2 separate regions of the Homo sapiens genome follow, and region 1 is linked to region 2. A link is a contact called in ENCODE Hi-C data. All regions are on one chromosome and are shown on one strand. The core of a region is the stretch at or near the end of the contact, and the rest is flanking DNA. Distances in the headings are between cores, read along the strand shown. Region 1 holds the start of NREP (neuronal regeneration related protein). Region 2 overlaps CAMK4 (calcium/calmodulin dependent protein kinase IV).

Region 1 (4,841 bases), core at 33-2,532, 500 kb before region 2:
ATTTTGAGCTATTACATTACTATGAAAAGATAGATTTTAAATAAGAACGACGAGTTTACAAAAATCAGAAATGGCAAAGCACTTTATTTTTTAAAGCAATCCTCGATTTTAAAAAGTACAATTTCAGACGGGCAGGCAGTGGGGGAGCGTATAGGGAAGGAGAAGGAAGCACCAGGGGAGTATGTCTTGGGCCGATCACGCCAGGCCGCAGCTCTGGCTGGTTGTGCGCGTGTGACTGTGTGCACGTGTGTGTGTGCACGCGCAGCCACAGGACCTCTGGGCCCGGCCTTCAGGGGCGCTCCCCGCCCCGGGCTTCCCCGCGGAAGGGAGTGGGGCGCGCGTACCCAGCTGAGGGGCAGGGTCCGACCCGAGGCCGTGTGCAAATGCATCCTTCGCGGACTCTTTGTGTGTCTGAGCGCGGCTCCGCGCCGCCGCAGGCACCATTTTCTGCTTCGCTCAGGACAGGCACATAAAAGGAAGGCGGCTGCCGCCCGTCGCCGTCCTCTTTTCCTCAGATGCCCTCTGCTGCAGGTTTATTATTACAGTACGGGCCGCGCCGCCTCTCCCCACGGCCCTGGCGGGCCGCCGGGCTGTGCAGCACCCTGGCCGCCTTCACGCTTGGCGCGCCCCCAAACCGCCTCCTCCACCTCCTTATTTGTCTGAAAAGCAACCGCACGTCGAGGCGGAGAGGCTGGCCGGGGGCGGGGAGGAAGGCCGGGGATTTGCGCGCGCCGTGCTCCCGGGGCGGGGCCGGGGCGCAGAGCTGCGGGTCCGCTTTGTCTCCCCGGGGCGCCGCGCGGTGCAGTGGGGACGGCGCGGCGAGCGGGGCGCCCGGGGCGCGGGTGCGGGGTGTCGGGGCGCGCGCGCCTGTTGGCCGCTCGCCGACGGGGCCCAGAGCCGCCGATTCCTGCCGAGTAAGCAGTCTGGCTCCTAGGCGGCTGCACAGTGGCAGCAAGGCTGGGGCGCTGGCTCCGCGCCAGCTCCATCAGAATTAGCTCATTGTTCACTAGCACCCTAGCGGGAGAGAGAGGGAAAGGGAGAGAGAGAGACTCTTAGAGAAAGAGAGAGACACACACACTCTTGGAGAGAGAGCGCGAGGCAGGGAGATGATCTCCTCCTCCTTTTTCCAAGGCTGCACTTCTTGGAAGTGAAGCCGGTTTGGGTTTTGTTTCCCTTCCCCCTCCTCCCTCCTCTTCCTCCACCCCTTTCCCCTCCCCCTCCCTCCCCCAATCCCCCCTCCCCCCCCAATCTGTCTTTCTAGCATGTTGCCCTTTTTCAACCACATTTGTGTTTCAGGTGTAGAGAGGAGAGAGAGTGAACAGGGAGCGGGGCTTTTGTCTGTAAGTATATGCCATTCCTATCCCCGGCTGGGAGCGCTGGTTTCTCTTTTGTGTCGATTCCTTGCCGTTGCTCTTAGCTGGACCCTTCAACCCTGCAGAGTTCATGCTTCTTCCCTCTAAATTTTAAAGAGCTGAAGCGTGTACCTTGGAGAAATTCTGGCATTTTGGTTGTGCTGCATTCAGGCTGGAATTTAACTTGGGTTTTTTCTAAAATGCACAAGTTCGGAGGGAGAAATGAATTCTTTTGGGAAGGGGTGGGGTTTTGTGCTTGTTGGTGTGGTTAATTTTGTTCTTCTTGCTCCTAAAGCCTTGTTAGAAACTGTTGTGTTTCTTTGCATTAAATGCACTTTGGTGCATGCAAGCTTTTCCTCCCTTTTTATAAAATGAATTTGTGTCCCTCCGCCCTTACACTTGATTACTCTTTCAATGCTGCTGCTTCCGAGGGTCTTCTTAGGCATTCGATCTTGCAGCACTTTTTTCTGCATTTTCTTATAAAGCAGTTGAACTTTGGCGGGGAGGGCCTTAAAAATAAATGACTGTTTTTTTCTTGGTGATTATAATAATCTGATGTGCATTTATGTGTATCTATAATAACATTATAGGAAAACTCTAAGAGCGAATGATACCCTTTTTGAGAACTTTTAGTTTCTCCATTCATCTTAATTTTTGTCATAACTGTGTTAACAAAAGAGCGGTCTTCTGATAATATAAAGGTTGAGGGTAAATCACTGCAGCAGTATGTACATTAATGTTTATTTGGTTTAGGGAGAAGGACAGAATGGTGTATATTCCTGACTCCCCCCACCCCCCCCGCCGTGTAGGGTTTTTTTTTTTTTTTTAAACACGGAAGGTTATGTAATGCAGTGCCATTTCCAAAAATATCCACTCTGAGGCATTACACTACACGGTGGAAGGCTGATTCCTATTCTGTCGTCTTGATTGCAAATATACTGCCAGTAGTATGTCTGGGAACAAAGAGCAGCCAGAAAACAATCTATTTTTATCACTTGGTTCTACTTTTAAGTTGCTAAACCTTTTGAACTCATGCAATTTAAAGATGAACCAAACACTAAGAATAGCCCAGGACTCTGCAAAGCCAAGTACCAGGGATTCCTTTGTCCCTTAGTTAAGCCTATAGGCCACTTGGAAAGCTCTTTCAGAAATCCCAGTAGTTAACAATAATTTGCATGTAACTTATCTTAACCACAGAAAATGGTTATTCGTCTGTAACCTCTAAAGAGGCATTTTTCGTTTGCTGACCTGTGGTGAGGCGATGTGTCTACTGTATTTAAACATATTTTGCAGGTTGGTCTCCCTGGACTGAAGAGAGGGAGAATAGAAGCCCAAGACTAAGATTCTCAAAATGGTAAGACTTGGTCATCAGAGGAGATTCTCAGTACTTCTTACCAGTCTGTTACATATAAATATCAACCACCCATCTTCATCCGCCTCAACCCTTCATTGTTCTACACCCCATCTGACCTTTAAAAGGTTCTATCTCCAGTTCCTGGGAGCGTTGCAGTACAGCAATTTATGTGAATTGGATGTGGCAAATTAGTTCTTTGACTTGCAATTATTTTGAATAGAAAACTAAAATTCCTCTTTCAGAAGTGAGGATTTATTTAATTTGAACAACAGAAACTATTCGGTTCTTTAAGAAGAGTGATGTGTTGTGACACGCATGGAGGTGGTGACAGCAGTAGGGCTCAAACAAAGCCTTGGGTCTTAGAGCTAGGCCGAAGTTACCCAAAACTGAGGAGTCTGTCCAGCTGATCAAACAGCTACTGTATATGCTATCCTTTAAAGCAATATAGATGAAAAGCATGAATTTTTATATTAATGTGCCCCATCTATTTAAATATAATTACTGTTATTTTTCTCGATTTATAATTTCATTTGTGAGAGACATGTACTCAATTTTAGAAGTCAAGCATGTTAACCTCTAAATAAAAGTATAACTATTTCTGACAAAGCTTATGATCCACAGAGAATGCAGTTTAATGTTTGATTACTGATTAAGGAAACAGAAGGAATACACATTAAAAGCAGCTGAATAAGTATATTAATCATCTATGAAAAATTTCCTCTTTGGAAATAAGATGAACTAAAAAAAATAATAGAAATATCATAAAACTTTTTAGTGAAGTACAGCGTGTCCTACTGCAGATGTTTATACTCTTTAAAACACCTCTTTGTCACTTAGAATGTGTGATTTCCAAATTTAGTTTTAGTTTTTTTCTTTGAAACGAGGGTGGAATTTAATGAATCAAAATTTAATCTGATATCTTTGATGTTTTCTTTGAGAACAACCCAAGTATAAGCTTCCAAGGAGAAAAATGAATCAGGCAGTTAAATGAGTTCAGTTTGATTTTTATTAACAAGTGTTTTATTTTTTATGTATGCGTCACTTGTCATTTCAACAAGTGGGTGTCAAAGCACCACATGGACCTTGTTTGAAAATGATCAAATTAAGGAACTTGAGGTAGAAAGACAAAAGAAGTGAACATAAAATTAAGCTAATCAATGGATTTTGTGCAAATGGTTCCCAACTTCATATTAAATTCTTAATTAGCTGTTGTCATAGAATAATAGGATGGTAATAAAATCAACTGCTGTAAAGTATTTGTGTTTACTTATTTTTTACTGTGACTGGCCACATCACCTTGCCTCCAAGCTCTTTATCTCAGAACGTTACCTACTTTCTGTGACCATAAATAGATCACAGAGGTTTCATGTATGTTGCAATATGTCAGGTGACCAGTTTAAACATAAATATGACTATGGACCCTACCAAAACTAACTCTATAGATCAAGCTCAAAGAGTAAGATACCATGTTTCTGTAGTAGTAAGTAGAATGAGCTTTGTAGAAGGTAAGCATGCCTGCCAAAGCTGAGAGTGGAAGTTGGAACCATTTGAATGCAGAAAAGCAAATGCAAATTATTATTACGTGTTAATTTTTTTGCAGTTGTCGTTTATGTATGGTGGCAGAATGGGGAATCACAATTTGTTGCTCCTGGAAGGATTTTTACTCATGAAAAAATTCTCACAACTTTTTGGTGATCCTTTCATCAAGATGTCAGTCCCTTTTGGCACAAGCCCATTGCCTGAAATGAAACCACTGACAGTTATTGTCTGTGGGTGATTCCAAGTAACTTTCTAGCAATTCTCTTTTTCCAGAAAGTCTTGAGATCTTAAAAGTCTTTGCACATATTAATGTAAAAAAAGGTTTCACTTTTTTTTTTTTTAAGAAGTGATATTAGAGGTGTCTTTGTATCTCCTCTTTCTGCCTTTTGGCAAAATCAAGTTAGTTTTCTTCCCTTGATTAAAATTGGAATTACTTTGTGGACCTCTGTAACTGGCTTACTTAGAGTGAAGACTTAGCCCACATACAGTAGAAACTGCTTCTAGTGAAGCAGTAGATTTGTCTCCTGGACACCTCTAGAAAATACATAAGCATGGCTCTCCTGTTAAACTTGTATTTCCAGTTACATAATTTAAAA
Region 2 (5,154 bases), core at 32-2,531:
TTTCATGTACCAATCATTTTTTGCTTTTTATTACTGAGTAGCAGCCATGGTATGGATGTAAGACAGGATCATTTTTGTGAGATATCCAGTTGAATTCTGTGATCGATTAGTCTATATCAAAATACATACAGCTATATATATGTGTGTGTGTATGCATTCTAAATATAAGGAAACTGACCTTGGGGAAATGTTTTTAATCTTTACATCATTAGCCTTAAAAACAGTTAATTTCCAATAACACTATTGATTCAACCCATTACTCACATATCCAAAAATACACTGGGAGAAGTTGGCATTTTAAGCGGTATAAAACAGTGGTGAGCAGGAAATGGGCATTTAATTAGAACATCATCAGAGACTCCAAATAGCCATAAAATGATGATACAATGAATCCATAAATGCAAAGCTTCTGAGACTACAAAGACAAATAATGGAGGCTTTGCAAGAATGGTCTGGGGCTTCGGGTATGCAAACACACAATTCAGCTGCTGTTTCCATTCCCGAGACAGGCTCAGCTAAGGTTGTGACAAAATCATGACTCTAAAAGTCAGCAATAAAGATCTTAGGGAACTTTAGATCATGGCTTTTTTAAAGCTTCACTGAATTTACACAAACTCTGACCTAGCTGAAGTTGTCAGCAAAGATAAACAGTTCGGTAAACTCTACAAAGAAATGTACAGAAAAATCAGAAAATCAGCCTACTACACACAAAAATAAACTTGCTGGGCATGAATCCAAGAAAACCCACTCAGATTATCATAAAGATCACTGAAAACACTTTCTGTTTGTAAGGAGAAATATAATTGCTTGATACTTGGGAAGAGTTTTTCCATTCATAGCTCACCAAAGTGAGCAGATCCAATGGAAGTGATGATGGCACAGGATGGGCAGACCAAAGTTATTTATAAGGCTCAGGAACCAGGGCTTCATGGCCATCAACAGTAGTTCAGACAACATGCAACTACAAAATTAGACCTTCAAACAATGTCCATCAGAAATGTACTTCAATTACACCAGGGAATTTTGATACACAGCCCAGTTTAAACACCACATAAAACCATTCTTTTTTTTTTTTAAGTACTAAGTAAAAGTTGGACAAAGTATAGCTTTAGGAGTACTGGGATTTTGTTGGGTTCTTTTTTCATCAATGAGCTCACTGTGATGCTACTGCCATGAGGTGCTTCACATTTCCCCCCAGCATCTGATGTGGGCCTCATCACAGTATTTGCACAGACTACAGAAACAGCTCCTCCAAACCACAAAAGTCCCCAGGGAAATCCCGAGAACCTGACTGCAGTACCCTTTTTACCCAATGATCCACACATACTTGGCTAGTTTCATTTTTATCACCATCACTCACAGAAAGGCAGGTGCCTAATGATGTAGAGCGGTGTGCATGATGCATTGATGGGGGATTAGCAGAAACAACTCCTTCGCCTGGGGGAGCTGGCAATCAGGTGGAAATGTACATACTCAGGAGTAGATGGGATGTGCAGGAAGATTTCTGTGAATGCTGAGAGAAACTGACCCCTTGGTTCTTCAGTTTCCTTCTCAATATGTTAATTTCTTCACATTCTGCATGAACATCATCTCTGACACACTTTAAAACTTGTATTTTGATATTAATATTAGTTTCTGGCATTACAGAGTGTGAAGGCATTAAATGAGGTTAGCAGGTCTGTTCCCTGTGTTTTACAAGGGTGTCAACCCTCTCCACCTCCAGGAAGGGATTCTGTGCAGACATCTGGGATCATCTCACAGCGCACACTGCCATGGCCACGTGGCAGCAATCTCTGCCAGCCTCCCAGAGGGTCTTGTCCACAGTGACTTCCCTTTGGGTGTCAGTGCCCCCTACCCTAAATTCATTTCCTGTCAGTTTCTGTCTTTGTAACAAACTTATAGACATTAATGAAGCAGGAGCAGAGCTGGTTATACCCTAGAAGGCAGAACAAAGGCCCTTGCCCTCAAGTTCCAAAACAGACCTTTTAAGAGTAAAATTTGAGTCACTTCCACATCCATGTGCGGGAATAATCAAGACAATGATAATTTATTCTGAGCTTCTATTTTTCATAAACCAGATTCAATATTCAGATCTTAAACTATGGTAGTTTTACCAGAGTTTTATTTCTGCACACAAAAAGATTTCTGAAATGCTTTTTCCAGGTGAAAAGAAAATGCTTATATATAACATTACAGATAATTTATAATTTAAATAATTGAAATTTATTTGGGAATGGTTTAAATAGTGAGTTGACTTGTCATTATGTAACCAAATGAAGCTGATAATGACAGTCTTATCTCAGATGAAGAAATATCCATGTGCATATATGAATATCAAATTAGAAAATTAAAATGGAAATTTTTGTCTCACTTACTATTGAAAAATGAAAGAAAAGCCTGTATATAATATACTCAATAACCTCTCAGTAGCTAATCTTTTCTGTTTTTCACAAAATGGAATAAAGTCAACATCATAAAATTGTAGCTAAGCATTTTAGCAAATGCACCATGTACATTTGTTCATTTCTGTTCTCTTCAAAAAATTGTCTTTCATTTTTCTCAACATGGAAGCTGTCAGCTATTTTGATATGGCATGGTGCTTCTCTTTCTGCTTCTTTTTAAATGAAAAGTAAGAAACAGAACATAAAACAGTATTGGAGTTCCCCAGGTGACATGACTGAGAAAACCAAATGCTGACCATCTGTTGCAGCAGAACAGCCCAACCCTGTCCGGAACTGGAAATGTCTCTCCTCCCAGGTTCCGGGGCAAGCAGGGCAGCCGGCACCTGCTGCTGGCTTGAGAGGTCTGCCTAGAAAAGCACCATCAGCACACAGCTCTGAGTCTTCTCCATGGGCAGCTGCCAGAACCCGAAGGTCCTTTTAGAGGAAGATGAAAGGCAAAAATGATGGGACAGGAAAGGTGCACTAAATTACCATCCATGCAGACATTTGTCAAATTAACCCACCTCCACATCAAAAACTAAGCCATTACCAATGAGAACATAAATGTGTGTATGTACATGTGTCTGTGTTGCTCCAGTTATTTAATCAGCGGAAGCCAAGTAACCTACAAGAAACAAGTTCTCTGTAGATAAGAAAGCAAGTTTGACAAAAATAAGAAAGCAAAGACAAATGCAAACATGACTGACAGCCTGAGCCCTCTATCTCTTTCTGCATTGTCCATGCACAGCTGTCATCAATAGAAGTAGCATCACTTGCTATTGCTAAGTATTTGTCAGATTGGTGAAAATCTGTAGACTACTAGAATTATTTTTCTAGTCTATACAATGCTGTTTTCACCCCTACCAAAAACTGTCATTAATTACAGACACATTCCTTATCTAGCCCTTATTTTGAAAATCTGTAGGATCACGGATAAAATAATTTCTCCAGGAAAAATGTAGTGAGTCACAAATAATAGAGTCAAAGTTTTTCTTACAAGTTCTTTTGGTTAACATTACATTATGATTAACTTGTTTTGTAGTATTATTATTACTATGTTAGTTACCAGCTTACTGCTAAGAATATCATTGTAGAGTTCTTAAACTGAGTATTACGTGTAAGTCCTTTTGGGACCTATAAGACTCATAGGATATTTTTTACACTAACTCTACCAGCAACCACAAGTTCCCCAAAAGTATGTTTAAATTTAAAGGTGGTTAGGAGAAAGGATCTATAGAAAATATGTAAGAAAATGCTGGTCATATCATAAAAGCCCAAGGAAGAATGCAGTTTTCTTTGTGTTCCTCCACACTTCTCCATACTAAACAAAAATGTATAAGAAGGTACTCACCCCATGGTTTATGGTTATGCCATCCTATTTACAGCAAGAGCCCTGTATCTCTAGGCACGGATGATACTACAGCAGCCAACAATCAGAGTCCCCACTCAAGTCAGCTGAAGAAGCCAAGACAAGTGACTCTGACGAGGTTTAAAATACTTCTCCAACTAGATCCATTCTTGGAAAGTGTATGACGACAGACTTAGGGGTAATTCCCAGAGCTGCCATGAATACGACAGTGTCTTGGCACCCTGTAACTATGACTATGCCTTGGCATCCCATAACTCTGCCCTAGCCCAGATGCTTTCTGTTATGCTAACACGACTCCAGAAGTAACACAAGCATAAAGAAAATGTACAGAGACGCACAAGTGTGGACTCATAATTATTTTCTGCCTTCTTCCACCAAATCTATCTGAGTTCATTAGTAGCAATAAGATATAAACACTGGTTAAAAAAAAAAGTCAGTGAACCCCAAACACAATACCACAAAGTCACATACACATAACATTACGTGAGATGGAAAAACATGGATTTCCTCAATGTACCTTGTGTACCAGGAAACCTTCATTAGTGAATACATATTGAACTTTCCCTGCCATCACAGCTCTGTATCACATTCTCATGTATTTCAATTTAATATTTAGAAGCCTTTAAAGGGAGGGAAAGACTAAGGAGAAAGAAAAAAATAAGAAGCAAAGGAAAAGCATAGACATAAGAAGACTCACAGAAAGGCCTTCTCAAATTAAATCCATATAGCTGTATTTGTTTTTTATTTGAGAAAGAACTTAATGAAGATAAGGCTGTAACTGGCCCAGCTCTGCCTTCCTTCCAGCTTTGTGATGCAGTGAACATGGTAAACACACTGGACATGTCTTGTTAGGAAGTTCTCTTCTCTGACTGTCTTGGAGTTTTTTTAGGTTCTGACTACCAATACACTTGTATATTTCTAAGACCAACCTGGACACCCATATAGACAAGGCCTCTGCTGGCTTACATGATCCTCAGAGAAAGAATTCAAAAAGAAATCTCTTCCTCTGAAATGAAGTGTCTTAGTCAATGAAGAATGAAGTGGATATCATTCTTTTGGTCAAAAGCCCTTGTGTAGAGCACAACAGACTGTGGAGGAGTAAAATGTAACCAGACTACTTACAACCCAAGAGCCTTTCCACTAGTCACAGAACAATCACTTCATGAAAGTGCAATACCTTACAGGAGTGGATAACACAAAATACAGCTACGCAACTCTAACAGATACAGCAATGTCTCCCACTTTTGAAGCCAGTTTTATTTAAGCATAGCAAGCCATAGCAAAGAATGTCCAAGGATTTACAAAGCCAAGGCAGCTGTTGGGCTGGAAAGTCACATTCATGGA

What was found. Hi-C counts contacts between places; a loop is a spot of excess contacts on that map. Pooled maps may share reads with other maps.
Region 1: a loop to region 2 is called in a pooled map, with 7 times the contacts of the local background. The contact joins the promoter of NREP here to the enhancer-like site in region 2. A Hi-C loop is called at or near these places in 7 of 37 single-sample maps with no recorded cell type and 5 of 50 pooled maps.

What each region holds. Positions count from the first base shown.
Region 1 is chr5:111,753,635-111,758,475 of GRCh38, reverse strand. NREP (neuronal regeneration related protein) reads left to right here and starts at 1,282. Exons shown (of 4, transcript NM_004772.4): 1 at 1,282-1,340; 2 at 2,646-2,706. The coding sequence starts at 2,704. RefSeq lists silencers at 152-511, 532-931 and an enhancer at 1,525-2,082.
Region 2 is chr5:111,250,983-111,256,136 of GRCh38, reverse strand. The region is part of intron 1 of CAMK4 (calcium/calmodulin dependent protein kinase IV); the gene reads right to left. Among named protein-coding and RNA genes, the nearest start is that of CAMK4, 29 kb to the right of the region's middle. RefSeq lists enhancers at 949-998, 1,159-1,428, 1,649-1,738, 2,547-2,636, 2,777-2,826 and 1 more. Within about 2 kb of position 1,281, at least 3 of the 41 ENCODE cell types and tissues checked have a DNase peak (open chromatin) inside an H3K27ac peak, as active enhancers do.